Regions from separate parts of the Homo sapiens genome. Here regions 1 and 3 are each linked to region 2. A link is an interaction called in ENCODE POLR2A ChIA-PET data of the cell type or tissue named here. Cell type or tissue: IMR-90. All regions are shown on one strand. Links, peaks and the distances in the headings refer to the core of each region. The heading gives the core; the rest is flanking DNA.

Region 1 (10,677 bases), core at 3,623-7,622, 72 kb after region 2:
CCACTAGCAAAAAGGTTATGATTCACCAAAGGCTCAGATGATCACCAGCATTTTTTAAGTAATAAAGTATTTTTACAGGAGGCTGAGTCCAGAGAATCACTTGAGCCCAGGAGGTTGAGGTTGCAGTGAGCTGTGACCACACCACTGCACTCCAGGCTGGTCAACAGAATGAGACATCTCAAAAAACAACAACAACAACAACAAAAACAAAGGAAGTTGTGGGAGCTGGACACAGTGGCTCCGGCCTATAAACCCAGCACTTCCGGAGGCCGAGGTGGGCAAATCACTTGAGGCTAAGAGTTTGAGACCACCCTGGCCAACATGGCGAAACCCCATCTCTATGAAAAATACAAAAATTAGCCAAGCGTGGTAGTGTGCGCATCTCTAGACCCAGCTACTCCAGAGGTTGAGGCACAAGAATTGCTTGAACCCGAGAGACGTTGCAGTGAGCTGAGACTGCACCACCGCACCCCAGCCTGGGTGACAGAGTGAGAGTCTCTCTCAAAAAAATAAAAATTAGGCCAAGCGCGATGGCTCATACCTGTAATCCCAGCACTTTAGAAAGCCGAGGTGGGTGGATCACTTGAGGTCAGGAGTTTGAGACCAGCCTGGTCAATGTGGAGAAATCCCGTTTTTACTAAAAATACAAAACATTTAGCCAGGTGTGGTGGTGCGCATCTGTAGTTCCAGCTGCTCAGGATGCTGAGAGAGACTCGCTTAAATCTGGGAGGTGGAAGGTGCAGTGAGCCAAGATTGCACCACTATACTCTCTAGCCTGGGCAACAAAGGAAGACTCTGTCTCAAAAAAATAAACTTAAAAAATGAAAAAATTTAGGCCGGGAGCGGTGGCTAATGCCTGTAATTCCAGTACTTTGGGAGGCCGAGGCAGGTGGATCACCTGAGGTCAGGAGTTCGAGACCAGCTTGGCCAACATGATGAAACCCCGTCTCTACTAAAAATTCAAAAAATTAGCCAGGCGCGGTGGCAGGCGCCTGTAATCCCAGCTACTTGGGAGGCTGAGGCAGGAGGATTGCCTGGACCCGGGAGGCAGAGGTTGCAGTGAGCTGAGATGGCACTACTGAACTCCAGCCTGGCCAACAAGAGCGAAACTGTCCCCCCTCCAAAAAAAAAATTAATAAAATATTTAAATTTTTAAAAAGGTACTTTTAAATTAAGGTATATACTTTTTTAAAGACATAATGATACTGCACACTTAGACTACAGTACGGCATAAAGATAACTTTTATTTTTTAATTTTTATTTATTGTTATTTTTTGAGACAAGAGTCTTGCTCTTTTTGCTCAGGCTGGAGTGCAATGGTGTGATCATGGCTCACTGCAACCTCCACCTCCCAGGTTCAAGTGATTCTCCTGACTCAGCCTTCTGAGTAGCTGGGGATTACAGGTGCCCACCACCACGCCCGGCTAGTTTTTGTATTTTTAGTAGAGACAGGGTTTCACCACTTTGGCCAGGCTGGTCTCGAACTCCTGACCTTAGGTGATCCACCCACCTCCGCCTCCCAAAGTGCTGGGATTACAGGCATGACCCACTGCGCCCAGCCAAAACATAACTTTTTTTTTTTTTTTTTTTTTTGAGACAGTTTTACTCGCTACCCAGGCTGGAGCGCAATGGCGTGATCTCAGCTCACTGCAACATCCGCCTCTTGGTTTCATCAAGCGATTCTCCTGCCTCAGCCTCCTGAGTAGCTGGGATTACAGGCATGCGCCACCACGCCTGACTAATTTTGTATTTTTAGTAGAGATGGGGTTTCTCCATGTTGGTTAGGCTGGTCTCGAACTCCTGACCTGAGGTGATCCACCCGCCTCGGCCTCCCAAAGTGCTGGGATTACAGGCATGAGCCACTGCGCCCGGCCAAAACTTAACTTTTATATGCACTGGGAAACGAAAAACTTCGTGTGACTGGCTTTATTGCCATATATGCTTTATTGCAGTAGTCTGGAACTAATCCCACACTATCTCTGAGTTATGCCTGTATTTATTTTCCTACCACTATATTCTTTAGCTGGTCTCTTAAAGCCAAGTCCAGCCACGTGCTCACACCTGTAATCCCAGCACTTTGGGAGGCTGAAAAGGGAGGCTTGAGTCTAGAGTTCAAGACCAGCCTGGGCAACACAGCGAGTCCCCGTCTCTATGAAAAATAAAAACATTTAGGCTGGGCATGGTGGCTCACGCCTGTAATCCCAGCACTTTGGGAGGCCGAGGCAGGTGAATCATGAGGTCAGGAGTTCGAGACCAGCCTGGCCAATATGGTGAAACCCCGTCTCTACTAAAAATACAAAAATTAGCCGGGCGTGGTGGTGGGTGCCTGTAGTCCCAGCTACTTGGGAGGCTGAGGCAGGAGAATCGCTTGAACTGGGAGACAGAGGCTGCAGTGAGCCGAGATTGTACCACTATACTCCAGCCTGGGCAACAGAGTGAGACTCCATCTTAAAAGAAAAAAAAAATTTAAAAAAAATTAGCTGGGCTTGGTGGCATGCATACACCTGTGGTCCCAGCTACTCAGAGGCTGAAGCAAGATGATTGAGCCTGTGAGGTAAGGCTGCAGTAAGGTGTGATCATGCCACTGTACTCCATGGAACGTGGGTGAGATCCTGTCTCAAAAAAAAAATTAAATTAAAAAAAAAAAATAAAGCCAGGTCCAGGTAGTGCAGCACTAATAATGACACACAGTAAGCATATTAACTAGCACAGTTACCCTATGAGTAAACACTACTATATTCTCCTTTTTAAGACGACGTGCCTAAGGCACCAAGAGTTTAAAGGGCCTTGTCGGAGGGTGCAGAGCAGGTAAGAGGTGGGACTGGGACTCAAACCTAGGCCATGTGTCATGATGAGAAAAAGAGTAACGGAGGCCTCCACAAATGTGGACAACTGCTATTTGGCCTATGACCTGGTGTTAACATTTAGGTGTATGAGACACTTTCTGATAAGACCTTCAAACTATCTGCTACCTGGGGGCAAATTACAAGTTGTACAAAGACCAAGAGATAACAAATCAATAGCATGTGCCACTCCACTGATCCAAAATTTCATCACGCCGCCTTTGCAGCACCCTCACATGCTCGCTTACCTGAACATTTTAATTACCTAATTGTTCTCTTTCATTCTTCCAGCAAACTCAAAGGTTACCAACTTTAGCGTTATGGTATTTAGTTCTCAAAAAATAAAAATAAAAAGACTGTGGCAAGCAAAATAGGTATTTAAGCCCATTTTATAGACACGAGAACTCAGATTAAGAATAAATGACTTGTCCTAAGTCACAAAGTTGGTAAGATGCAAATGAAAACTAACAATAGGAAAGTTTCTTTCCTCTACATGGCTTGAGGAATCCCAAGAATCTGAAGACTGAAAGGCGACAGACTTCATCTATTCCAGGATTCTCTCATTCAGAAACTCATACTTTTATTCAATGAAGACTGAGCTCCTACTGACCTGTCAGGTCATGTTCTAGGTGATGTCACAGAACAAATGGAGGAACAAAAGACAAAAATCTCACAGAGGATCCAAAACACTTTATTTTGCAATTTCTTCCTGATGTCTGAACGCCAACCTCCTTGAACTGAAGATCTGTTACTCTCCCCGACAACAGAAAGAATGATCAGTAAATAAATATTTAATAGATATATGTGTAGACGTCTTGTTAAATAAAAACAACAATAAAACCAAATGGGGTAAACTTTAAAATTATTGCTTATCCAACACAAAATGGGGCCAGGTGCGGTGGCTCACACCTGTAATCCCTGCACTTCTTGGAAGGCCGAGGCGGGCAGATCACAAGGTCAGGAGTTCGAGACCAGCCTGACCAACATGGTGAAACCCCGTCTCTACTAAAAATACAAACATTAGCCGGGTGTGGTGGTGGGCGCCTGTAATCCCAGCTACTCAGGAGGCTGAGGCAGGAGAACCGCTTGAACCCGGGAAGCGGAGGTTGCAGTGAGCTGAGACTGAGCCATTGCACTCCAGCCTGGGCAAAAGAGCAAGACTCCGTCTCAAAAAAAAAAAAAAAAAAAGGACAAAACTGCCGGGCGCAGTGGCTCACACCTGTATCCTAGCGCTTTGGGAGGCCAACGCGGCTGGACCACGAGGTCAGGAGTTCGAGACCAGCCTGACCAATAAGGTGAAACTCCGTCTCTATCAAAAATACAAAAATTAGCCAGGCATGGTAGCAGGCGCCTGTAATCCCAGCTACTCAGGAGGCTGAGGCAGGAGAATCGCTTGAACGCAGGAGGCGGAGGTTGCTGTGAGCCGAAGATTGTGCCATTGTACTCCAGCCTGGGCAACAGAGCAAGACTCCGACTCAAAAAAAAAAAAAAAAAAAAGACAAAACATAAAACATGAGCTTGGATCGTTTTCTTTAAAAGTTCTTTCTCATAATAAGACGAAATCTGTCTTCCTAGTCAATGCATTCTTGCATTGAAATGCTTAGTCACACATAATTCTTTAAGATAAGATCAAGTAAAAACAATCAGGCCACTGGCCTTCTAAATTTTTTACATTCTGGTAAAGAAACAGTGTGTTCCTTGTGTTACCTGTAAGGGAAGAATTGCTTTTGTTTTATAAACGGCATAAAAATTCTCCCAGAGAGGAAGAGGCATGTTTTGTGCACTCTAAACCTTGTAGATACCTAGACCTCTACCTCTATCCTCTGGAACTACAAAGAACTAGTTTGTTCCCTCTTCTGCTTAACAAACTTTTGCTAAATTATTTAAATAAAATTAATTATAGACAGGACTTCAAAACAGGACTTTGGGAAAAAAAATTTAATTAATAGCTTAGCCAGGCGAGGTGGCTCACGCCTGTAATCCCAGCATTTGGGAGGCTGAAGCGGGCAGATCACCTGAGGTCAGGAGTTTGAGACCAGCCTCACTAACATGGGGAAACCCCGTCTCTACTAAAAATACAAAATTAGCCCAGGGTGGTGGCGCATGCCTGTAATCCCAGCTACTTGGGAGGCTGAGGCCAGAGAATGGCGTGTACCCCGGAGGCGGAAGTTGCAGTGAGCCGAGATCGTGCCACTGCACGCCAGCCTGGGCAACAAGGGCAAAACTCCGTCTCAAAAAAGAAAAAAAAAAAGCTTAAATAAATTTAAATCTCATTAAAATGATGTTTTTGGCCCATAAAAGGGAACACATCACTAATTTTATAGCCATTCCTGACTTTGACCGACGGCTTTTTTTTTTTTTTGAGAAAGAGTCTCGCTCTGTCAGCCAGGTGGGGTGCAGTGGCGCGATCTCAGCTCACTGCAACCTCCACCTCCTGGGTTCTAGCAATTCTCCTGCCGCAGCCTCCCAAGTAGCAGGATTACAGGTGCCCGCCACCAAGCCTGGGCTAATTTTTTTTTTGTATTTTTAGTAGAGATGGGGTTTCACCAATGTTGGCTAGGGTAGTTTCGAACTCCTGACCTCAAATTATCCGCCCACCTCGGCCCACCAAAGTGCTAGGATTACAAGTGTGAGCCACCATGCCCAGCCGGCTCCTTTCTCTTAAAACAAGCACACTTTAGGGGTTAGAAGGGAACCTTGTTCAAAGAGAACTAAGGGTTCAGCTCTATCTATCCACCATGGAGTAGACTTGAATTCTCTTCATCTCTGGGCTGAGATCACACTGGGCGAAAGCATTCTGGAAAGTGTAAAGTCCTTTCCAGACTTTCTGGAAAGTGTGTTAAAAAAGCACTCTGGAAACTGTAAAGTCGGCCAGAGAAGTCAACAGAGAGCAGAGACTCTGGGCCAGACTGCTTTGGGGACCTACTAGCCATGTGGCCTTGGGCAAGTCCCCTCTCTGCAACCTCGGTTTCCCACCTAGAAGGTAAGAATACCACCTACCCCAGAGGGTTATTGTGAGGAGAAAATGAGATAACATTTTTTAGTCTTCTGGTATGTAATAAACAGTTCATTGTTATTATTTGGTAATATTATTAGTAATTAATTTTTTTTTTTTTTTGAGACGGAGTCTTGCTCTGTCGCCCAGGCCGGAGTGTAGTGGCACAATCTCGGCTCACTGCAAGCTCCGTCTCCCGGGTTCACGCCATTCTCCTGCCTCAGCCTCCTGAGTAGCTGGGACTACAGGCGCCTGCCACCATGCCCGGCTAATTTTTTTGTATTTTTAGTAGAGACGGAGTTTCACCGTGTTAGCCAGGACGGTCTCGATCTCCTGACCTTGTGATCCGCCCGCCTCGGCCTCCCAAAGTGCTGGGATTACAGGCTTGAGCCACCTCACCCAGCCTTATTAGTAATTAATTTGATTATTCTCTAAGAAAGGGTGAATGCCTTACCTTCAAAGGTACTAGAGTCCAACAGATCTTACCATGAATTTCTTGCTTTTCAGCTCAATTTTTCTTTCATATGTTTATAAGAAAAACCAAACACAACACAACCACACTACAAAAAAAAAAAAAACTTGTTTAATCTTTTTTTCCCTGAATCAGAAATAGTAAAATCATTGTGGAAAGCTTGGGAAAATTAAAAAAAAAGTTTTAATCACCCATAATCCTACAACACAGAGTTAACTAATAACACTTCAGCATATTTCTTCCACTTTTTCACATATATATTTTAAAATAACTGGACTCATGCTGTTTATAGTTCTATATCCTATTTTTTCCCACATTTAATTTTATTTTGTGTGCACTTTCCCACGTCAAGTATTCTCAAAAACATACTTTTTTAATGACTCCATAACCTTTCCACAAAGCAAACCATTCCCCTAAGGTTAAAACATTTAGATTTTTTTTTAAATTTATAAACATTCATATAGTTAACATAGTTAACATCTCTTTTGTATACAATCTTGATTCACATCTCTCTTTCTTGGTCCCTATATATTCTTTGTTTTGTGTGTGTGAGACAAAGAGTCTCACTCTGTCACCCATGCTGGAGTGCAGTGGCATAATCTCCGCTCACTGCAACCTCTGTCTTCTGGGTTCATGCGATTCTCCTGCCTCAGCCTCCCGAGTAGCTGGGATTACAGGCACCCGCCACCATGCCTGGCTAATTTTTTGTGTTTTTAGTAGAGACAGGGTTTCACCATGTTGGCCAAGCTGGTCTCGAACTCCCGACCTCAAGTGATCCGCCTGCCTAGGCCTCCCCAGGTGCTGGGATTACAGGCATGAGCCACTGCACCCAGCCCTCTATAGATTCTTATAAGTAGATCAAGGATTGTACGTTTCTTAAAACATTGCTGGACGGGCATGGTGGCTCACGCCTGTAATCCCAGCACTTTGGGAGGCTGAGGCAGGTGGATCACATGAGGTCAGGAGTTCAAGACCAGCCTGGCCAACATGGCGAAACCCCATCTCTACTAAAAGTACAAAAATTAGCCAGGCGTGGTGGCACGCACCTGTAATCTCAGCTACTGGGGAGGCTGAGGCAGGAGAACTGCTTTAACCTGGGAGGTGGAGGTCGCAGTGAGCCAAGACCATGCCACTGCACTCTAGCCTGGGTGACAGAGCAAGACTCCATCTCAAAAAACAAACAAATAAAACATTGCTAAACTACTTTCCTGAAAGTTCACACTTGTTTGCAGGCCTGATAGCAATTTCAATACCAGTCCCATTTCACTCTCATTAGCAGTGACCACTATCTCTTTTCTTTTAATTTCCAGCAAACAAAGATCAAAATAATCTGGAATTAACAACACGAGTAGAAAAGATGTTGTTAAAAGAATGCTTTCACACTTGTGACAGTTTATACAATGAAATCACCGTTATCCCATTCTTTATCAGGTATTTGACCCTGCCCAGATGGGTAAAGTTAGAAACATCCTACATGTTCACATTTGTATATTAAATATAAAGTAATAATTGAAGTGCCTTATATAGAGACTCTCAAATAATTTCCGGCTCAGTAAGAACTATGTAGAAAAGGGAATTATGCCCCATCATATGAAAAAGGGGCTTGTACAACATGCAAAAAATTCAGAAATGGACACTTAAGATTTACGTACTTTTCTACATGTAGATTATACCTTATTTTTTTTTAAGAAAAAACTTAAAAGGGGATTTGCACACAAGAAAATATATACACCTTGTATATACATAACATCAAATCACAACTACTTTAGCTAAGGCTGCCATTTTTTAAGCCTTTATGGTTGTTGCGTGGCTACTACTAGGTACATGCCAACAGCCAAGACCTACTCCACAGCAGTCAGGAGTCTTTTTCTCTTCTTCCTCATTTATCAAAGGTTTTATCTACGTTCCTCAGTTGACTGACCAATCAGAGGAAGAAATTTTTTTTTTTTCTTTGAGACTGAGTCTTGCTCTGTCACCCAGGCTGGAGTGCAGTGGCACGACCTCGGCTCACTGCAAGCTCCGCCTCCTGGGTTCACGCCATTCTCCTACCTCAGCCTCCTGAGTAGCTGGGACTACAGGCGCCCGCCACCACACCCGGCTAATTTTTTGTATTTTTAGTAGAGATGGGATTTCACCGTATTAGCCACGGTGGTCTCGATCTCCTGACCTCGTGATCCACCCGCCTCGGCCTCCCAAAGTGCTGGGGATTACAGGCATGAGCCACCGTGCCCAGCCCAGAAGAAGAAATTTCTTATACATTGACAGCATTAAAAAAAGTATACAAGCCGGGCGTGGTAGCTCACGCCTGTAATCCCAGCACTTTGGGAGGCAGAGGTGGGCGGATCACAAAGTCAGGAGTTCGAGACCAGCCTGGCTAACACAGTGAAACCCCGTCTCTACTAAATAAAATACAAAATATTAGCCAGGCATGGTGGCGGGCGCCTGTAGTCCCAGCTACTTGGGTGGCTGAGGCAGGAGAATGGCGTGAACCCAGAAGGCGGAGCTTGCAGTGAGTCGAGATGGCGCCACTGCACTCCAGCCTGGGCGACAAAGCAAGACTCTGTTTCAAAAAAAAAAAAAAAAAAAAAGTACACAGTGATTTCAGGACATTAAAAAGGTTACCATAAAAGCAGCATCCACCAGCCTCTACCTACAACGTTAACAGGCATTTCTGAAAAATAAAGACCTAGTGATACATTTTATCACCAATCATTTAGGTACGCTATTCCCAGTGAAATAATTCCCTTGAAGTGAAAGCTACTCTAGCAGAAGATGCTGATTTCAAGAATCTAATAATCTTGTATTAATGCAGTGCTGACTTTCATTTGTACACAATCAATTTGTTACTGAACAAAGAACTCTTTTTAATTGCCCATGGCAATTAATGGTAATCATTTTCCTTTGTCTCATTCCTAAGTAGTGCAGGCTGCAAGAGATAAAGCCACAGTTTTGACCTTTCTTTTAAATGAAAATGGGGGAAAAGCACAATGCAACTATATACATACACACACACAATGCAAATACACACACACACACACACACACACACACACACAATTTTTTTTCTTGAGACAAGGTCTCACTCCATCACCCAGGCAGGACTGCAGTGATGCGATCATGGCTCACTGCAGCCTTTACCTCTGGGGGTTAGGCGTTTAGGTGATCTGCCCACCTTGGCCTTCCAAAGTGCTGGGATTACAGGCGTGAGCCACCACGCCTGGCCAACTATATATATACACCTCAGGAGGCTATTAGCTGTAACTAACCAGCATACTTTTAGACTAACATTTTTTTAAAATGCAAAAAGTTACTAAATAAAGTATCATGTCCAGATGTGGAGTCTCAGGCCTGTAATCCCAGCACTCTGGGAGGCCAAGGCAGGTGGATCACATGAGGTCAGGAGTTCAAGACCAGCCTGGCCAACATGGTGAAACCCGACTCTGCTAAAAATACAAAAAAACTAGCCAGGCGTGGTGGCAAGTGCCTGTAATCCCAGCTACTTCGGAGGCTGAAGCAGGAGAATCGCTTGAACCTGGAAGGTGAAGGTTGTAGTGAGCTGAGATGGTACCACTGTGCTCCAGCCTGAGTGACAGAGCAAGACTACGTCACCAAAAAAAAAAAAAAAAAAAAAAAAAAAAATCACGGTGAGCTCCACCTAAATAACTCAAGAGGAAAGATGTATTTCTATCTGTATGTTTCTTTTAATTTTTATTTTTTAATTGTAAATTGGCAAATTGTAGTTGTATATATTCTATGTATATATTTTTAGTTGCCTAAAGAAAAATCTCTCCATTTGTAGCTACCCAAATACTTTTCTACTTGCTGAAAAAAATGTAGATTTAAGGAGTCATTACATGACCAAACATCTCTACCTTCTTCCTGTTAGACTAGTTTACTTACACAGTTTTGTTACACCTGTGTTTGAATTCAGGTCAGACATAAAATGCTCAACTTTTCCAAATATGCTGGCTAAAAAGGCAAGCTGGTACTTGTGGTGTACATTCTTTTCAAAATACTGTGATATGGAACCTACTGTGTGCTCAAATCTCTGAATATGAAAGTCTTCAAGACTATTAATACAGGATCACATCCCAAGGAGCCAGACATTAATCAGAATAGTCTATTCAACATTTACTTCCCTTCACCCTATATAGTTAATTGTTTACAATTGACCATAAATTCCTTAAGGTGATGAACTATGCTTATTCTTATACCCAGAGAGGCAGTGTAGCCTAATAAAATAAACAAATTTTGAAATCAGACAGATCTGGATTCTTCACACTGACTTACTACTTATTAACTGTGTCATCATGATCAAGAAATTTACAATGCAGCAAGTATGCAGATTAAAGTATACTGGGCCAGAGC
Region 2 (10,677 bases), core at 2,328-6,327:
AGATCTTTAAATTATAAAGGTGTGGTCCCCCTTTGTAACTAGTAGTTAATGCGCTAGATGATATTTTGAAATTATATAAACAGCAAGTTTCTTCAAAACTGTTCCCCAATGACTTCTTTTTTGTTTTGTTTTTAAAAATCAACTTTATTGAGGTATAATTTATATACAGTAAACTGTATCCATTTAAAGTATACCATCTGATAATTTTTTTTTTTTTTTTGAGACGCAGTCTTGCTCTGTTGCCCAGGCTGGAGTGCAGTGGCACGATCTTGGCTGGCTACAAGCTCCGCCTCCCGGGTTCACGCCATTCTTCTACCTCAGCCTCCCGAGTAGCTGGGACTACAAGCGCCCGCCACCACTCCTGGCTAATTTTTTGTATTTTTAGTAAGGACGGGGTTTCACTGTGTTAGCCAGGATGGTCTTGATCTCCTGACCTTGTGATCCACCTGCCTCGGCCTCCCAAAGTTTTGGGATTACAGGCGTGAGCCACCGCGCCTGGCCCGATAATTTTGAAATATGTAATACATGAGTGAAATGATCACAATTAAAATATGGAATACTTCCACCACCCACAAAAGTTTTCTATTGTCTCTTTGCAATCGATTCTTCTTGCCATCCCAGCTTCCAGGCTACCACTGGTTGGCTTCACATTAGTAGGTTAGTGTGCATTTTCCAGAACTTTCTAGAAAGGGAACCGCGGTTCATGGTCTTGTGTGTCTGGCTTCCATCACTCTCAGAAGCATAATTTTGAGATCCCACTGTTGTTACACACAGCGTACTTATTCCCTTTAATGAATGAGAAGTATTCCATCAGATGGATGGACCTACTGGTCTATTCACCTGGTGGTGGACATCTGGGTGGCTCCTAGTTTGGGGCTGTCATGAACAAAGCTGCTAGAAACAGCTGAGTACAAGTCTTAGTGTGAACGTATGTTTTCATTTTTCTTGGGCAAATACCTAGAAGTGGGATGGTAAGTGTATGTTTAGCTTTTTTTCCTTGCATGTAAGATAATGTGTCAGAACAAGGTTTGAAAGAGGCACTTCTCACACATGAGCATGAAAACCCAATGTGATATGATACATAGGTTTTTGTCTACAGTTCTTGTTTCCTAACTCCCACAGCCCTTGTTATAGTTTTTTGTTATAATGTTGGGTGTGTTAGGCCCCAAGGGCAGGTATCGGGAAACACAATCTCTCTCCTGTCCTCCTTTCACCTGCCACAAGGCAGGACTCTAATCTTCCCCCACCTTCCAACTGTGAGTCTTAAGACCCTCCCCTGCGAGGGTCCCACCCTATACCCTGGGGGAAGGAATGCTGATGTCATAAAACTTCCATAAAACCCAAGAGGACAGGGTTCAGAGAGCTTCCAGATAACTGAACACTGGAGGTTCCTGGTGCCCAGGGAGGGCATGGAAGCTGCACGACCTTCCCCTGTACCTCGCCCTACCCACATCTCTTCATCTGTATCCCATGTAATATTCTTTATAATAAACCAGTAAATATAAGCAAGTGTTTCCCTAAGTTCTGTGAACTGCTCCAGAAATTAACTGAACCCAAAGAGGGGGTCATGGGAACCCCAGCTTGAAGCCGGTCAGTCAGAAGTTCCAGAGGCCTGCACTTGCAACTGGTGTCTGGGGATGTGGAGGGCAGTCTTGGGTGCTGAGCCCCCAACCTGCAGGATCTGACACTATCTCTAGGTAGACGGTTTTGGAATTGAACCGGAGGACACCCAGCTGGTGTCTGGTGCCTGGTGTGTGGGGAAAGCACCCCACACATTTGGTCACATAAGTCTTCTGTGTTGGTGATTGTTGTGGTGGTGTGAGGCTAGAGGAAAAATGGGGTTGGAGTTTTTCCCTGTACACCCCATCATCACACTTATGAACTATAAAAGGATCTATTTAACTTTTTAATAAACTGCCAAAGAGTTTTCCAAAGTGACTCTGCCCTTTTACACTCCCTTCGGCAATGTGAGGATTCTAATTGCTCCATATCCTCACCAACACTGGGTCCTGTGTGTTATTTTATTCCCCAATAATTTTAAAATCCAATAACATTCCTTGTCTGAAGAATTATGCATTCATGTGATTATATCTATCTCCCCCACGCCCAGACACATGGGGGCTATCTGAGTTCAAAACAGTGCCTAGCATATAGTAGGTGCTTAATTAATATAAAGTCAATAAATACTCATTTAATGAACAAGATCTGCCATCCACCCCCACAAAAAAGATGGTAAGTGAATTAAGCTTAAAGCTATTAAAGAGTTATCTGGAAGTTTGTCTTCCTACAACCACGTGATCCTCTCTCTGGGATTTCCCCACTCAACCAGGGACAAGAGGTCAAAGTTGACCTGATTATGTGTCCATCAAGGAAGTGCCCCTGGAAGGCAAATAAAGAAGGCACCATTTACATTACAGTCTCCTAAGTGCAGGCAATGATACCCCAAGGTGGGGCTCTGCAGACCCTCCAGCAAAGAGCTTTTGAAAATAAATGTGAAGCTGGGCTTAGGAGCTCATGCCTGCAATCCCAGAGACTAGGGAGGCTGAGAAGGGAGGATCGCTTGAGGTCAGGAGTTAGAGACCAGCCTGGGCAACACAGCAAGACCCCATCTCAAACACACACACACACACACACAAAACAAAAACAAAAACAAAACAAAACAAAACAAAAAAACCAAGCCAGGCATGGTGGCATACTTCTGTAGTCCCAGCTACTTGGGAGGCTGAGGCGGGAGGATCGCTTGAACCCAGGAGTTCAAGGCTGCAGTGAGCTGTGATTGCACCACTGCACTGCAGCCTGGGTGACAGGGTAACCCCATTTCTGAAAAAAAGTAAAAAATAAGAAAAAGAAAATAAATGTGAACTTCAGCTAAATTACTATGACAGGTAGGTGCTGCCCTGAGAGGCAGAGCCTGGGTTCTGCCACCGGATTTTATGCAGGACTCCTCTCAAGGTTTTATATACAGGGAAGGGAATATCAATGCTGCCACCTTTTTTCCAGCCAGACTAACCCTGAACTTTACTGACACTGAGGTCCTCCCCACAGTGACAGAGGACTGAGATGTACCCTGACCCCTCCCAAGGGCTAGCTTCCTACCACACCCATGTTCTTAGAGCAAAACACCATCTCTTATGGGATCATATATGACGGAGTGCCCAGAGCCAGGCCTAGGCCATATCAACGCTCAAGAAACATGTATGGAACAGAAAGCGGGGTGAGGGAACACCTGCCAGGCCTTCCTTGACTTCAGACAGCTTTTCATTCCAGAGGGACTAACTGAAAGTCAGCTGCACTAACAAAACTGTGTCCTGGCAGTTATTTATATAGAATAGTTTGAATACATCATAACTCAAGAGAGAAGATGGGTGCCTTCTGCCCCAGTAAAACTGTTTCTCCCTAGGCACAATTCCTCTTCTCGGCCTCTACAGCACTGGCTAGAGATGTGGAGGGTTGGTCATCTCAGTAAGCAAACCAATTAAGAAAGGACTGGGGCCAGGGAAATCATTTCCTCACTGTTGCCATGCCTCCTCTCACACTGCCAAAAGCAGAGGTTAAAAATCACAGAAACAGGGAACGAAGTCTGGCCTCACATATTATTCAAAGAAAGCATGCGTAGAGAATGCTATTTCTAGTTAAATAGCAAGTGAGGCTGAGGAGAGGCTGGGGACCCGGGAACACACACAGCAGAGCCAAGGCAAGTGGGGCACTAGGATTCTGTCTCCAGAACGCTGAGACCGTCCCGGGTGGGCAGGTGTGACGACACTTGGAAGCTGCCTCAGGGGGTTCCTATGCTGTCAGATTTCTTGAATCCTAGGAAGGCTTGACTCAAATTTGGCCCTGAGACCCAGGATTTAAAACCTCAGTCTTGTGACCACCATGAGCTATCAAGAGTGTACTTTACCCTGAGAAATTATTCTCAGGAGGATTGTGAGCCAGCTCTAAAAGTAACCTCTTGCCCCATTCCAGAGAGGTACACTGAATTGAATAATTCTACTTCCTGCTGTGCATCAGAGAGCTCAGATGAGCTTGGCCAATGTTCTCTGTCATTAGGAGCCACACTGCTGCAGAAGGGAGCAGTGACTCCATTGCCTCAACCAATTTTCCACAAAGATGAAAACTGGAGGAAAAAAAGCATTCAAGCTAGAAATAGAAAGTTAGTCTGACTCTTAAGCTCCCCCTCAACCCCGCCTCCTAAGCTCCCCCTCAACCCCGCCTCCTTCCCACTCTCAGTGGCGGTCCCAGAGCAGCTGTGGCAGTGACATGCCCTCATCCAGCCTTTCCATGTAACCGGAGCTGAGAGAGTGAAAGTCGAATATCCTATTAGCACAGCAAGCACAGAGGGTGTCCGGGGCTGGGCTGTCCTAAAAGCATCTGCAGATCAATCTGAAAGCTGTTCTACTCTCTGGTCATTTCTTGACCACATTCTGATTTTCAGAAGTATGAACAAGGGTAAATGAACTGGTCAGAAAGCTCAGGAAAGAAGACAGGTGCAAATCAGAACCAATTTCCCTCACAATGTAGGAGCTAACCTGAGAAGGGAAAATATCGGGGAGGAGTCTCAACACAGCGCCCTGCTTGTAAACATCAGGAGCAGTAAATTGAGGTAAGAAAGTGATGATCTTTTTTCTTGTGATCTGTGTTTAGAAGGATTTGGCACTTTACTCACAAACTAAGGGGCTGGGAGATGCCAGTCACAGGAAACTGCCACGTGCCACCTCTGCAAACAAGGCTTCTCTTCCCACACTTCCAGAGACCCTCCTCTCATACCAGCTCTTGCATCCTCTCCTCACATCAAAAACCAAAATCCAATTGGCCTGGAGGTGGAATTCAGAAGTGACGCCCAAGATATCATGTTCTGCTAAAACAGACAATGAGCTGCGGAACAGCACAGAGATGATCTCATACTCAGACTTCAATGTTTTGGGGGACTAGCATTAGCAGGAAGCATAATCTGTACATTAATGAGATGACTCCTGGAGACTGGGATTATAAAGAATTTTTACTTTCTGTCCTACATATCTATAATGATTAATTTGTTTTACAGTGAGCAAGTATATTACTTTTTTTTTTTTTTTTTTGAGACAGGGTCTTACTCTGTCGCCCATGCTGGAGTGCAGTGGCATGATCTCAGCTTACTGTAACCTCAACCTTCTGGGCTCAAGCGATCCTCCTACCTCAGCCTCTGAGTAGCTGGGACTACAGGCATGGACCATCATGTATGGCTAATTTTTGTATTTTTGGTAGAGACAGGATTTTACCATGTTGCCAGGGTTGGTCTTAAACTAATGGGCTTGAATGCTACTCCTGCCTTGCTGTCTCAAAGTGCTGGGATTACAGGCATGAGCCATCATGCCTGGCCATCTATTACTTTTGTAATCAGATAAAAAATATTTTTAGAGTGATGGGATAGTTCAAGTCCCGATTTATCAATGGCTATGCCACCCTCCTCCCCACGGCAAGGTTTTGGTCTCGCTCATCTTCTCCACTCCCGCTGGCCGTGCCCTGGCTGTGCAGACAGGTGAGTGGGCAGCATCAAAGGCCCTGCGGCATAAATTTCTTTCCTATCCTCATCTTAGCAGTGCAAACTCCCAAGCTCTGCCTTCACAAGTGATGATGCAATGTTTTATTTTGCAGGACAAGCCTTAAAGTGCCAAGGTACATGAAATGGACACAAAAACAGGGACACAAAGACTTCTGACTTTGGACTGCTTTGACCAGGCCTGGCAAACAAGTTTCATTGGGAATGTCATCTCTAATCAGCTAGGACTCCCTGCCTGGAATACTACATGGAAACTGTGTGGTCATATGGCCATTCCAACCATGAGCAAGAGAGAGAGATGGGGTGAGAGGGCAGGTGGCAGCACCAGCTTTCCCTAAGCAAAGTGCAAGCCCACTATCTGTCAGTCAAAGTTGGGGAAAACACTAGCTCACAATTCGTTCAATTATTCAATACAACCCTATGGAGCCCGTAAGCCCAATTCATACGTGTGCCCTGTCCAGAAAGGGAGGCAGCAGTCCCGCGTCCACCACCTGCAGGGTGCTCAACCCCCTGCTCAGTCAGAGGCCACACTTGGTCCTGGAAGGCAGCTGAGGATGCTGAAGAGGTCCAAAGAGCACATTACATGAAGAGGACATTCTGCAAGACAACTGACTAGGCTTTTCAAAAAAGGTCATCATTGGCTGAGTGTGGTGGAGCATGCCTGTAGCACTCAGGAAGAAAAGGAGGAAGGATCACTTGAGCCTAGGAGTTAGAGGCTGCCGTGAGCTACGACTGCACCATTGTACTCCAGCCTCAGTGACAGAGTGAGACTCTGTCTCTTTAAAAAAAAAAAAAAAATCACATTATTAAAACAAGCCAGAGAGGACTGTTCTGGACGGCAAGGGCCTAAAGAGGCAAAGCCAAGTGCAGTGTGACTATTGATTGAATCCTAGTACAAAAAGCTCAGCTATAACATATAGTTTTACGTCAAATGAATAAATTTTAAAATGAACTGTATGTGAAATGATACTACTGAATTAATGGTAATTTTTTCTTTTCCTTTTTTTTTTTTTTTTTTTTCTGAGACAGGGTCTTGCTCTGTTGCCCAGGCTGGATTGCAGTGGTGCGATCAGAGCTCAGTGCAGCCTTGGAACTCCTGGGCTCAAACAATCCTCCTGCTTCAGCCTCCCAAATAGCTGGGATCACAGGTGCACACCACTATGCCTGGCATGCATGCATGCTTTATTTATTTATTTATTTGGAGACAGAGTCTTACTTTGTCGCCCAGGCTGGAGTGCAGTGGTGCGATCTCGGCTCACTGCAACCTCCGCCTCGTGGGTTCAAGTAATTCTCCCACCTCAGCCTCCCGAATAGCTGGGATTACAGGCATGTACCACCAAGCCCAGCTAATTTTTGTATTTTTAGTAGAGATGGATGGGGTTTTGCCATGTTGGTCAGGCTGGTCTGGAACTCCTGACATCAAGTGATCACCCACCTCGGCCTCCCAAAGTGCTGGGATTACAGGTGTGAGCCACTGCACCCGGCCTCTTCTGCCTCATCTAAGAGGGCTATGTTAAAAAAATGTTGAAAGCTAGCTTACCTCATACTCTGAATTATGTGAAAATAAATATATGTGTATATGCAGAGAAATAAGACTACAAGAAACATCTCAAATCATTAACGGTGGTTTTCACTAAGTAGCAGATCACGAATCTTTGAGTTCCTCTTCACAGTTCTTGCCATTTGTCCAATTTCTACAATGAACTTGCTTTAATTTTATAAAAGGGAGAAAAAGTTTTCTTAGGAAATAAGGGTACACAAAGACATCCCTCCAATGCACACTAAGCTCACAGATACCAGGTTTAATTTTTCTTCTGAAATTCCATAAAAGTACAAACTAATGCCAACAAGGGGAAATATATGGTCATTTTTTTCTTGAAGAAAGACGAAAATGGAATTAAGGTGTTCCAGATTGAAAACCACTCATTCAATCTATCTTTTTTTTTTTTTTTTTTTTTTTTAAAGAGACAGGGTCTCTGGCTGGGTCCAGTGGCACATGCTTATAATCCCAGCACTTTGGGAGGCCAAGGTGGGAGGATGGCTTAAGGCCAGGTGTTTGAGACCTGCCTGGGCAACATAGTGAGACTTTGTCTCCACAAAAAATACAAAAATTAGCCAGACATGGTGGCACATGCCTGTAGTCCCAGTTACTCAAGAGGCTTGAGGCCAGAAAGGTGAGGCTGCAAGTGAGCTATGACTGCACCACTGCACTCCAGACTGGGCAACAGAGCGAGACCCTGTCTCTTTCTCTCTCTCTTTTGTTTTTTAAGAGACAGGGTCTCGCTCTGTTGCCCAGGCTGGAGTGCAGTGGTATGATCACAGCTCACTTGCAGCCTTGAACCTTTGGCCTCAAGCAATTCTCCCACCTCGGCCTCCAGGGTAGCTGGGACCACAGATGCGTGCCACCATGCCTGGCTAATTTACAATAATCAATTAATGTATATGCTGTATCGGGCTCTAGGGAGACAAGGAGAACAGAGAATCCTGTTTTCAGGAAGGTGAAATTTGGCTGAGAAGAACTACCAGGGAGGTTAAATTCAAAGTGCTATTAGGAGTAGGAGTCTCTTGAAGAATAAGGATAAGTTCCACAGGCAAAAAGGAATGGGGGACAAATTTTAAACCACACAAGGGGAATGCCCTAAGGCAAAGAAATACTAAGAAATTCTGCTTGGTTCACATCCTTCTGATAAATCGCATTCTTGTAGAACAATTTTAAAATTAATACTTGAAGCAGCATAAAACAGAAAGAAAGGGGTGAAAGAAGGGAGTGGGAGAGGGAAAAAAAAGGAGGGTGGGAAGGAGGGCAGGGGACAATGGCATAGTAACAGTCTTGCTGTTCCTGAGTCCGGGAAGGAGGATTATGAGTGCGACCTGCATCTGGTAGGCAACAAAGAAGCAAGGATGGGTTTTCAGCAGATAAACTGTCATACCCATAGACTGGACTGAGAAGGTGGGTGATGGTGGGCAGCAGAGATGAAGTGGAGGGGACAGAGCAAAGGCATTGCTGCCCTGTGGTATCTGCCAGAAGTGCAAACCCAGAACTTGATCACGATGAAATATCCAAAAAACTAAAACAAAGCCAAGGCCGGGCACAGTGGCTCACGCCTGTAATGCCAGCACTTTGGGAGGTCGAGGCTTGTGGATAGCTTGAGCTCAGGAGTTTGAGACCAGCCTGGGAAACACAGAAACCCCATCTCTACCAAAAATACAAAAAATTAAAAAAAAAAAAAAAAGGGAAAACAAAGCTAAGCTGAGGAACACCCTACAAAATAACTGATTGGTGATTTTATTTTTTTGGTTTTTTGGTTTTTGAGATGGAGTCTAGCTCTGTCGCCAGGCTGGAGTGCAGTGGCGTGATCTCGGCTCATTCCAACCACTGCCTTCTGGGTTCAAACGATTCTCCTGCCTCAGCTTCCCGAGTAGCTGGGACTACAGGTGCGTGCCACCATGCCCAGCTAATTTTTTTTTTTTTTTTTTTGAGACACAGTTTTGCTCTTGTTGGCCAGGCTGGAGTGCAATGGTGCGATCTTGGCTCACCGCAACCTCCGCCTCCCAGGTTCAAGCGATTCTCCTGCTTCAGCCTCCCGACTAGCTAGGATTACAGGCATGCACCACCAAGCCTGGCTAATTTTATATTTTTAGTAGAGACTGGGTTTCTCCATGTTGGTCAGGCTGGTATCGAATTCCTGATCTTCCGCCTCAGCCTCTCAAAGTACTGGAACTACAAGCGTGAGCCACCGCCCCGGCCTAATTTTTTGTATTTTTAGTAGAGACGGGGTTTCACCATGTTGGCCAGGATGGTCTCGATCTCTTGACCTCATGATCTGCTTGCCTCGGCCTCCCAAAGTGCTGGGACTACAGTCGTGAGCCACTGTGCTGGGCCAGATTTGACCACTAAATGTAACGTGTGGTCCAGGATAAGGTCCTGGACCAAAACAGTGTTTTGTCTGTTGCTATAAAGGAAGGTAGTGGGAAAACTGATGAAATGAGAATGTCTATAGATTAGATTACAGACAGATTAGTACTAGATCAATGTTGATTTCCTAATTTTGATAAATGCACAGTGGTTCTATAAGAGAATGTTTTTGGGAAATACCCACTGAAGTATTTAAAAGTAAAGGTGCAGGCCGGGCATGGTGGCTCACGCCTGTAATCCCAGCACTTTGGGAGGCCAAGGCGGGTGGATTGCTTGAGGTCAGGAGTTTGAGACGAGCCTGGCCAACATGGTGAAACTCCATCTCTACTAAAAATACAAAAAAAATTAGCCAGGTGTGGTGGTGCATGCCGGTAATCCTAGCTACTCAGGAGCCTGAGGTGGGAGGATTGCTTGAACCCAGGAGGCAGAGGTTGCAGTGAGTCTAGATCGTGCCACTGCACTCCAGCCTGGGTGACAGAGTTAGACTCCATCTAAAAAAATTAAATAATAAATAAATAAATAAATAAATAAATAAATAAATAAATAAATGTAAAGGTGCATATCACACCTGCAACTTTCAAACATTTTATAGAGACAGATAAAGGAGGAAATTAATATAAAACGAGTGTCAAAAAGATGGACACTGAAGCCAGGCATGGTAGCTCACGCCTGTAATCCCAGGACTTTAGGAGGCCAAGGTAGGAGGATCATTTGAAGCTAGGATTGTGAGACTAGCCTGGGCAATAAGTGAGACCCCTGTGTCTACAGCAGGAAAAAAAAAAGATGGACAATGAGAAACCGCTTTGGGTACAGAATGGACTAAACAAAGCTATAGATCTGTAATGATTATGCCAAGTGCTTATTACTGAGATTCAAGCCTGGGGGGAATTATTTCTCTGGTTTCCACAGAAAACCTAGGAAATAAATACAAAGTCTTTGGTGGGCTCCAACTTAAAAACTATCTTCAGGCCAGGCGCAGTGGCTCATGCCTGTAATCCCAGCACTTTGGCAGGCTGAGGTGGGCGGATCACGAGGTCAGGAGTTTGAGACAGCCTGACCAATGTGGTGAAACCCTATCTCTATTAAAAATACAAAAATTAGCCGGGCATGGTGGTGTGCACCTGTAATCCCAGCTACTCAGGAGGCTGAGGCAGGAGAATCACTTGAACCTGGGAGGCAGAGGTTGCAGTGAGCCAAGATCATGCCACTGCACTCCAGCTTG
Region 3 (10,677 bases), core at 2,519-6,518, 120 kb after region 2:
TTCTTTTTTTTTTCTCTCTTTCTTGATTTCTTATTTCAATAACTTTGGTATGCCCTGGCCTTCTGAGGGGCGGGGATTACAGGCGCAAGCCACTGAACCTGGCTTGGGTTTCTTTTCTTTCTTTACTTTTTCTTTTCTTTTCTTTTCTCTTCTCTTCTCTTCTCTTCTCTTTTCCTTTTCTTTTCTGTCTTTCTTAACTTCTTTTCTTTTCTTTTTTTTTGTGAGGGAATTTCGCTCTGTTGCCCAGGCTAAAATGCAATGGCATGATCGCAATGATCTCAGCTCACTGCAACATCCACCTCCCGGGTTCAAGCGATTCTCCTGCCTCAGCCTCCCAAGTAGCTGGGACTTCAGGCACATGCCACCATGCCTGGCTAATTTTTTTGTGTGTTTTTTTTAGTAGAGACAGGGTTTCACCATGTTGGCCAGGCTGGTCTCGAACTCCTGACCTCACGTGATCCACTCGCCTTGGCCTCCCAAAGTGCTGGGATTACAGGTGTGAGTCACTGCGGCCGGCCGTATACTTTTTTTTTTTTAGTGGAGTCTCCCTCTGTCGCTAGGCTGGAGTGCAGTGACACAGTCTCGGCTCACTGCAACCTCCACCTCCCGGGTTCAAGGGATTCTCCTGCCTCAGCCTCCCAAGTAGCTGGGACTACAGGCGCACGCCACCACGCCCAGCTAATTTTTGTATTTTTAGTAGAGACAGGGTTTCCCCATGTTGGCCAGGATGGTCTCAATCTCCTGACCTCGTGATCCACCCCCCTCCTGCTCCCAAAGTGCTGGGATTACAGGCGTGAGCCACCGCGCTTGGCCGAAGTATACATTTTAAATAAGTGAATTGAATGGTATGTAAATATATGTCAACAAAGATGTTACAAAACACCTGAATGAATGACATTTACCTTGTAGTTGTAAACAGAAAAACAACGAAAATGCACAAGAATTTTTTTTTTTGAGAGAGAGAGTCTTGCTCTGTCTCCCAGGCTGGAGTGCAGTGATGCGATCTCGGCTCACTACAAGCTCCGCCTCCCAGGTTCATGCCATTCTCCTGCCTCAGCCTCCCAAGTAGCTGGGACTATAGGTGCCTGCCACCACGCCCGGCTAATTTTCGTATTTTGTTTAGTAGAGACAAGTTTCACCGTGTTAGCCAGGATGGTCTTGATCTCCTGACCTCATGATCCGCCCACCTCGGCCTCCCAAAGTGCTGGGATTACAGGCGTGAGCCACCATGCCTGGCCACACGAATGTTTATAGTGGTTTTATTCACCAAAAACTGGAAACAACCTAAATATTCTTCAAAAATGAATAGAAAAACAAACTCTGGCCCCTCCAGGCAATGGAGCACTCCTCAACATTGAAAAGGAATGAACCCGGCCAGGCGCAGTGGCTCGTACCTATAATCCCAGCACTTCGGGAGGCCAGGGCAGGAGGATTGCTTGAGGCCAGGAGTTCGTGTCCAGCCTGAGCAACATAGTGAGACCCCCATCTCCACCAAAAAAAAAAAAAAGAAAAATATCCTGGACATGGTAGGTATCACACCTGCGATCCCAGCTACTTGGGAGGCTGAGATGGGAGGATTGCTTGAGCCCAAGGTATTGAGGCTGCAGAGAGCCAAGATCTAGCTACTGCACTCCAGCCTGGTCAACAGAACAAACCCTATCTCAAAATAAAGAAATAAGGCCAGGCACAGTGGCTTACATCTGTAATCCCCGCACTTTGGGAGGCCGAGGTGGGTGGACCAGCCTGGCCAACATGGTGAAACCACATCTCTACTAAATACAAAAAATTAGCCGATGTGGTAGCGCATCCCTGTAATCCCAGCTACTTGGGAGGCTGAGGCAGGAGAATCGCTTGAACCCGGGAGGCGGAGGTTGCAGTGAGCCAAGATTGTGCTATTGCACTCCAGCCTAGGCAACAGAGCGAAGCTCCATATTGGAAACAAATTAATAAATAAAACACATAAATACATAAATAAATTTCATGCACGTACTTGTGAGGATATAACTGGTTTTTTCGATGTCTTAGGATCACACCGTATGTGGTTCTGCAGCTTGCTATCAGTGCATCTTGGAGGTGATTCTGTGTATAGTCTGTGTGGAATCCCGTTATGTGGGTGCATCCTATGTTACTTAACCAGGCCTGCGTGGCTCCTCCTAATGAAGATGAAAGAATGTCTTTGCCCACGTGCATTTTCACATACATGTGGAGGGTAAGTACCTGGAAATGAATCTCTGGGCTGAAGGGTACATGTATCTGTAACAGGTCATTTGATAGGTTCACCCCAATTGCTCTCCAAACGGGCTGTGCTGATTTTTACTCTCTGGTAGCATAGGAGGAGACCCCCTGTTTCCATGTAGCTTTGCTACTGTGCGATCTCACTATGTTTATTTTATTGTGCCTGGTTACCAATGAGGTCGAACATTACTAGTCATTCATATTCCTCTTCTGTGTTGGTACAAACCTTTTGACCATTTTCCTCCTGTGCTGTTTGTCATTTTCTTGTTTATTTGTAGTAGCTCTTTATTTATTGTGGATCCACAGTCTGTCATACATGTCACAAACATTCCCCCCAGGCTGCTTTTGTCTTTTGACTTTGTATGTGGTATCTTTTTTCAGGAAGAAGGGTTTAGTGTTTTGCTTTCTGTTAGTCTTTCTTCATTGTATATTATGGCCTTTGGGAAGGTTTATCCAGGACAAAATGTTTATAAAAATAGAGCAGGCAGTTTATAAAAGAAATGGATGAAGGGAGAGACTAACGTCAGAGCTTCCCTCTTCCCCACTACATCCTGTAGAACGGGGCTTTAAGGAGCTATTTCTGCTGTTCTTCTCCCTCCCATATTAAATAAAATGATGTATATTAAATAAAAACAGATGTTTTGTAGATAAGAAAACAGGTGGAGCCATTGTGGCTCCAGCCGGTTGCGCGGGCCCTCGGACCCTCAGGGAGGCGAGGGTTCGAGGGCACGAGTTCGAGGCCAACCTGGTCCACATGGGTTGAAAAAAAAAAAAAAATTAAAAAAAAAAAAAAAGGCCGGGCGCGGTGGCTCACGCCTGTAATCCCAGCACTTTGGGAGGCTGAGGCGGGCGGATCACGAGGTCAGGAGATCGAGACCATCCTGGCTAACACGGTGAAACCCCGTCTCTACTAAAAATACAAAAAAAATTAGCCGGGCGTAGTGGCGGGCGCCTGTAGTCCCAGCAACTCGGGAGGCTGAGGCAGGAGAATGGCGTGAACCCGGGAGGCGGAGCTTGCAGTGAGCCAAGACAGCGCCACTGCAGTCCAGCCTGGGCGAAAGAGCGAGACTCCGTCTCAAAAAAAAAAAAAAAGAAAAAGAAAACAGGTCTGTGTGTGTGTAAGTGTGTGTGTGTGTGTGTGTGTGTGTGTGTGTGTGTGTGTGTGTGTTGGGGCTGTGTGGACGACAGGGAGGTAGGGAGAGGTAAAAATGAAAGCCATCTGCCAAGGAACCTCATCTCCGCAGCCTCTGACTCAGTAACTTTCCACTCAGTAACTGAAGGAAACTGCTGGAAATGGGGAGGAAGCTGTTAATGCCTGGAGCTGGCCACCAGGGCATCGGGCAGATTCCTGGATACCCGGGGGTGAGGGTGTTTACAGCTACTCAAGGACAAACTCGGTGGCCTGGACACTCAGTGCCTTCAGGAAGTCCTTGGTATTTAATTGCCTGGGAAAATGCATCTGTTCCCATGTGCGAAATGGGGAATCCACAGCAAAGGTGTTTGTGTGCCTCACTGCACGGAAACTGCATTTCGCGTCTGAATTTTATGTCAAGAGAAAAGCTTAAAAGTACAGAACTCAGCCAGGCGCGGTGGCTCACACCTGTAATCCCAGCACTTTGGGAGGCCGAGGCAGGCGGATCACTAGGTCAGGAGTTCGGGACCAGCCTGGACAATATGGTGAAACCGCATCTCTACTAAAAATACAAAAAAAATTAGCCGGGCGTGGTGGCACGTGCCTGTAGTCCCAGGTACTCAGGAGGCTGAAGCAGGAGAATCGTTTGAACCCGGGAGGTGGAGGTTGCAGTGAGCTGAGATCGTGCCACTGCACTCCAGCCTGGGTGACAGAGCGAGACTCCATCTCAAAAAAAAAAAAAAAAAAAAAAGAAGAAAGAAAAAAATGCAGCACTGACGCATGCTACAACATGAGTGAACCTCGAAGATGTGATGCTGAGTGAAAGAAGCCAGACACAAGAGGCCACCTAGCACAGAATTCCATTCACATGAAATGTACAGCACAGAGACAGATGGTAGATTAGTGGTTGCCCGAGGCTGGGGGAAGAGGAGAGCAGGGAGTGTTTACTTAATGTTTGTGGAGTTTCATTTTTGGGTGATAAAAATGCTCTGGGCTGGGCATAGTGGCTCACGTCTAATCCCAGATTTGGGAGGCTGAGGCAGGAGGATCATTTGAGCCGAGGAGTTTGAGACCAGCGTGAGTAAAATAGCAAGGCCCTGTCTCTATGAAAAAAATAAATAAATAAATAAATAAAAATTAAATTCAACTAGCCAAGCATGGTGGCTCCTGCCTGTAATCCCAGCTACTTGGGAGGCTGAGGTGGGAGGATCATTTGAGCCCAAGAGTTGGACGCGAGGCTGCAGTGAGCTGTGATCACACCACTGCACTCTAGCCTGGGAGACAGAGCGAGACCCTATCTCAAAAAAAAAAAAAAAAAAAGAAAAAAGGATCGGGTGAGTGGAGGGAACTTTGAGGACAGGCCAACAGGTGCAGCAAACCACCATGGCACACATATACCTACGTGACAAACCTGCACGTTCTGTACATGTATCCTGTTTTTTTTTTAGAAGAAATAAAGAAAAAAAAAGAATTGTACATGTTGCTAACACATAAAATTGATGTATCTTCTGTGCTCAATGACTCAGTCTAGTGGCGGAAAAAATGACCCACATTCACGGTGTGACGTATTCTACAGTAGAAACTTATAGCTAGTGTCATTAGTCATCAATAATTTATCTATGCTAATTTTATGCTTTTTATAAATCTGAACTGTCAACTGTGTGTATGATTTCTTCCTCTTATCATAGATTTCATATTAAATAAAATGTAATACATCAGTATTTAATCTCCTAAATTTGATAACTATGCTATACATATATATATATACATATCTATATGTGTGTATATATATAAAAGTATCTTTGTTGATGGCATTAGAGGACACTGAAGAACAACATCCAAAAGATTATTATTTCTTTTTTTGAGACAGAGCCTTGCTCTGTGGCCAGGCTGGAGTGCAGTAGCGTGATCTCGGCTCACTGCAACCTCTGCCTCCTCAGTGCAAGCGATTCTCCTGCCTCAGCCTCACAAGTAGCTGGGACCACAGGCATGTGCCACCACACCCAGTTAATTTTTTTTGTACTTTTAGCAGAGACAGGGTTTCACCATGTTGGCCAGGATGGTCTCGAACTCCTGAGCTCAAGTGGTCTGCCCGCCTCAGCCTCCCAAAGTGCTGGGATTACAGGTGCAAGCCCCTGCGCCTGGCCTTCTTCCTCTTCTTCTTCTTTTTTTTTTTTGAGATGGAGTTTTGTTTTTGTTACCCAGGCTGGAGTGCAATGGCACGATCTCGGCTCACTGCAACCTCCGCCTCCCGGGTTCAAGCGATTCTTCTGCCTCAGCCTCCCAAGTAGCTGGGATTACAGGCATGGGCCACCACGCCCGGCTAATTGTGTTTCTTTGTTTGTGACAGAGTCTTGCTGTGTCGCCCAGGCTGGAGTGCAATGGCGTGATCTCGGCTCACTGCAACCTCTCCCTCCCGGGTTCAATCGACTCTTCTGCCTCAGCCTCCCAAGTAGCTGGGATTACAGGCATGCGCCACCACGCCTGGCTAATTGTCTGTTTCTTTGTTTGTGACAGAGTCTTGCTGTGTCGCCCAGGCTAGAGTGCAATGGCGTGATCTCGGCTCACTGCAACCTCTGCCTCCCAGGTTCAAGCAACCCTCCTGCCTCAGCCTCCCGAGTAGCTGGGACTACAAGCGCCTGCCACCACGCTTGGCTAATTTTTGTATTATTAGTAGGGACAGGGTTTCGCCATATTGGCCAGATTGGCCTCAAACTCCTGACCTCAGGTGATCCACGTGGCTCGGCCTCCCAAAGTGCTGAGATGACAGACGTGGGCCGCTGCACCCAGCAGTGATGGTTTATTGTATGTGTCAACTTGATTGGGTTAAGGGGTGCCCACATAGCTGGTAAAACATTATTTCTGTTTGTGTCTGCACAGGTGTTTCAGGAAGAGATACAAAATACAAAAGTTAGCCAGATGTGGTGGTGGGCACCTGTAGTCCCACCTACTTGGGAGGCTGAGGCAGGAGAATGGTGTGAACCCATAGGTGGAGGTTGCAGTGAGCCGAGATCGTGCCACTGCACTCCAGCCTGGGCGACACAGCAAGACTCTGTCAAAAACAAAAACAAAAAAACAAAAAAACAAATACAAACAAACAAACAAAACCCCATCACAGTAATGATGGAAGTAGTTTTGGAGGTGGCAAAAGCTGTAGTAATCTTGGCCATAACAGCAATCAGTCTTCGAATTTTGGATCCATGAAGGGAGGAGGATTTGGAGGCAGAAGCCCTGGCCCCTATGGTGATGGAGGCCAATATTTTGCCAAAACATGAAACCAAGATGGCTATGGCAGTTCCAGCAGCCCTGGTGGCCAGGGCGGTGGCAGAAAGCTTTAGTTACTTTGGGGAAATGAAGCTTAGCCAGCAGACAGAGCCAGGGAAATGACAGGGAAGCTCAGGTTACAAACAGACTTGTGAACTCAGCCAGGCACAGGGGTGGCAGGGCCTGTCTGTTATGAAGAAGGTGTGTTTTTTGTGTTTGTTTGCTTTTTTTGAGACGGAGTCTCGCTCTGTCGCCCAGGCTGGAGTGCAGTGGCGCGATCTCGGCTCACTGCAAGCTCCACCTCCCGGGTTCACGCCATTCTCCTGCCTCAGCCTCCTGAGTAGCTGAGATTTACAGGTGCCAGCCACCACGCCCGGCTAATTTTTTTTAATATTTTTTAGTAGAGACGGGGTTTCACCGTGTTAGCCAGGATGGTCTTGATCTCCCAACCTTGTGATCCGCCTGCCTCGGCCTCCCAAAGTGCTGGGATTACAGGCATGCGCCACCGCGCCCGGCCGTGTTTGATTTGAGACAGGCTCTCACTCTGTTGACAAGGCTGGAGTGCAGTGGCATGATCACAGCTCACTGCAGTCTCAACCCCTGGGCTCAAGCAATCCTCTCACCCCAGCTTCCCGAGTAGCTGGGACCACAGGTGCGTGCCGCCATGCCTGCCTATTTTTTTTTTTTTTTTTTGAGACACAGTCTCCCTCCATCGCCCAGGCTGGAGCTCACTGCAAGCTCTGCCTCCTTAGTTCATGGGAGTCTCCTGCCTCAGCCTCCCGAGTACCTGGGATTACAGGCGTGAACCACCACATCCGGCTATTTTTAAAATATTTTTAGTCGAGATGGGGTTTCACTATGTTGGTCAGGCTGGTCTTGAACTCCTGACTTCAAATCATCCACCCACCTCAGCCTCCCAAGGTGCTGGGATTACAGGCGTGAGCCACCACCCTCGGCTCCTGATTTTTTAATATTTTTTAAAGACGAAGTTCCACTATGTTGCCTAGGCTGATCTCAAACTCCCTGGCTTAAGCAATCCTCCCGCCTTAGCCTTCCAAAGTGCTGGGATTGCAGGCATGAGCCACCATACCCAGTGGAAGATGTATTGGAGACAATACTCATGTATATGGACAAAAAACAAAAACAAAAAACTCCAGGACTGTATTTGTGACTAATCGTATAACAGGTTATTTCAGTTTCTCTTCTGTGGAAAGTGCAAAGCATTCCAACAAAGGGTTTTAATGTAGATTTTTGTTTTGCACCCATGCTGTTGATGGCTAAATATAAGTGTCTGATGATAATGTTGAATAAAAAAAAAAAAAACAAAAAAAAAACCTTAGAGGAAGTTTTGCTATAAAGGGAGAAGAGAAATAGTCGCTAGAGGGGGGAATGAGATTGGAGGGTGTTTGGTGGAGTGGATGATATCACAGCAGGTTTTTGTTTTGTTTTGTTTTGTTTTGTTTTGAGACAGATGCCCAGGCTGGAGTGCAGTTGTGCGATCTCGGCTCACCGCAACCTTTGCCTCCTGGGCTCCAGCGATTCTCCTGCCTCAGCCTCCCAACTAGCTGGGACCACAGGCGCCCGCCACCATACCCCGCTAATTTTTTGTATTTTTAGTGGAGACTGGGTTTCGCCATGTTCGTCAGGCTGGTCTCAAACTCCTGACCTCAAGTGATCCGCCCGCCTCAGCCTCCCAAAGTGCTGTGATTACAAGTGTGAGCCACCGCGCTCAGCTCAAATCATCAGTTTTATGCTGATGGGGATGATGCAACAGACAAGGGGAAACCGGAAGATGCAGGAAAGAGATGGGAGAGGGATGGAAGGCGCAGCTGGGATTATCCAAGCACACGAGAGGCATCTGGGAGGAAGGGGTGCGTGGGCGCCAAGGCAGGTGGTGGTGGTGTTGGTGTGGGGAGTTCCCAAAAGTCCCTACTCCAATGACTTCCTTCTTCTCAGTGAAATGGGAAGCAAGAGTAAGTCTCAGTCAGCTGAGAGTGACAGCCACTCAAGTTGGTGCCCTTAAGACCACGCGGGTGGTGGAGCCTGTGGAGTGGAGATCACCTGTCTTTTATTTTCTTTTAAGACATGGGGGCCAGACGTGGTAGCTCATGCCTGTAATCCAAGCACTTTGGGGGGCCGAGGCAGGCGGATCATCTGAGGTCAGCCTGGCCAGCATGGTGAAACCCCATCTCTACTAAAAATAAAAAAGTTAGCCGGGCATGGTGGTGCACGCCTGTAATCTCAGCTACTTGGGAGGCTGAAGCAGAGGCCGCAGTGAGCTGAGATCGTGCCACTGCACTCCAGCCTGCGTGACAAGAGCGAGACTCCATCTCAAAAAAAAAACAAACCAAAAAACTTAAAAATACTCTGGGGTGGCAAACGAAATGTGGTGGCTGGATGGAGCCCTCAGGCCATGTGTTTGCAACCCTGGTGCAACTGCACTAAAGCACAGGCCAGAGTCAGTTCTGGGCTTTTGAGGGGCTCCAGGGTTTAGAGAACAGAAAGTCGAAGAGGAACCTGAGAAAGCCACCAAACAAGGAAGCTTCTTGTTTTTGTTTTTGTTTCTTTTTGAGACAGACTCTCACTCTGTCTCCCAGGCTGGAGTGCAATGGCGCGATCTCGGCTCAATGCAACCTCCACCTCCCAGGTTCAAGCAATTCTCCTGCCTCAGCCTCCCAAGTAGCTGGGATTACAGGTGCCCACCACCATGCCTGGCCAATTTTTGTATTTTTAGAGACGGTGTTTCTTTTTCTTTCTTTTTTCTTTTTTTTTTGAGACAGAGTCTTTCTCTGTCGCCAGGCTGGAGTGCAGTGACGCCATCTTGGCTCACTGCAACCGCTGACTCCCTGGTTCAAGGAATTCTACTAACTCAGCCTCCTGAGTAGCTGGGATTACAGGCACGTGCCACCATGCCCAGCTAATTCTTTGAATTTTTAGTAGAGATGGGGTTTCACCATGTTGGCCAGGATGGTCTCCATCTCCTGACCTCGTGATCCGCCCACCTCGGCCTCCCAAAGTGCTGGGATTACAGGTGTGAGCCACCGTGCCTGGCGGTTTTATTTGTTTTTTGAGACAGGGTCTCACTCTGTTGCCCAGGCTGGACTGCAGTGGCACTATCATGGCTCATTTCAGCCTTGAATTCCCAGGCTTGGGTGATTCTCCCACCTCAGTCTCCTGGGTAGCTGGGATTACAGGTGTATGCCACCAAGTCTGGCTAATTTTTTGTGTTTTTTGTAGAAATGGTGGTTTCAAGGCCGGGCGCGGTGGCTCACGCCTGTAATCCCAGTACACTGGGAGGCCGAGGTGGGCAGATCATGAGGTCAGGAGATCGAGACCATCCTGGCTAACAAGGTGAAACCCCGTCTCTACTAAAAATACAAAAAAAAAAAAAAAATTAGCCAGGCGTGGTGGCGGGCGCCTGTAGTCCCAGCTACTTGGGAGGCTGAGGCAGGAGAATGGTGTGAACCCAGGAGGCAGAGCTTGCAGTGAGCCAAGATCGCGCCACTGCACTCCAGCCTGGGCAACAGAACGAGACACAGTCTCAAAAAAAAAAAAAAAAAAAGAAATGGCGGTTTCATCATGTTGCCCCGGCTGGTCTCAACCTCTTGGGCTCAAGTGATCTGCTCACCTCTGCCTCCGAAAGTGCTGGAATTACAGGTGTAAGCCACCGAGCCCAGCCTCAAGGAAGCTTCTGAACTGTTAGGGGGAGCTCCTGCTCTAGGCCCAGCAGCTTCCAAGGCTTTAAAGGCATAATCCCATTTAATCTTGTAATGACGCTGTGAAGTGGCTCTTGGTATTAGCATTGCAATTCTGAGTATTATCTCCTCTTTGTAGATAAGGAAGATCATTTGCCCAAGGACACACAATGAGCAGATGAGACTGGAACCCAGATTTCTAGAGTGCTAGACTCTGTGTCTTCCCATTCACTTTATTTTTTATTTTATTTTATTTTATTTTTTTGAGACAGAGTCTCACTCTGTTGCCTAGGCTGGAGTGCAGTGGCACGATCTCAGCTCACTGCAACCTCTGCCTCCCAGGTTCAAGTA

What was found. Peaks named below come from ENCODE experiments on the same cell type or tissue, not always from the same donor. Only the 100,000 strongest peaks of a DNase experiment are listed, where the experiment ranks them.
Region 1: POLR2A ChIA-PET joins it to region 2 with 8 read pairs; 18 of 35 experiments call an interaction of 5 or more read pairs at or near these places.
Region 3: POLR2A ChIA-PET joins it to region 2 with 7 read pairs; 3 of 35 experiments call an interaction of 5 or more read pairs at or near these places.

What each region holds. Positions count from the first base shown.
Region 1 is chr19:46,868,165-46,878,841 of GRCh38, reverse strand. The region is part of intron 1 of ARHGAP35 (Rho GTPase activating protein 35); the gene reads right to left. Among named protein-coding and RNA genes, the nearest start is that of ARHGAP35, 13 kb to the right of the region's middle. In IMR-90, for the core only: no CTCF peak of the experiment used is centred there; no DNase peak of the experiment used is centred there; H3K27ac peaks cover 178 bases.
Region 2 is chr19:46,938,700-46,949,376 of GRCh38, reverse strand. All of the region lies in intron 3 of ARHGAP35 (Rho GTPase activating protein 35), which reads right to left. Among named protein-coding and RNA genes, the nearest start is that of NPAS1, 76 kb to the left of the region's middle. In IMR-90, for the core only: no CTCF peak of the experiment used is centred there; a DNase peak (open chromatin) is centred at 4,256; H3K4me3 peaks cover 406 bases.
Region 3 is chr19:46,822,922-46,833,598 of GRCh38, reverse strand. SNAR-E (small NF90 (ILF3) associated RNA E) reads left to right here and starts at 2,895; the gene lies at 2,895-3,014. In IMR-90, for the core only: a CTCF peak has its summit at 3,567; DNase peaks (open chromatin) are centred at 3,498, 4,208 and 4,918; H3K27ac peaks cover 1,021 bases.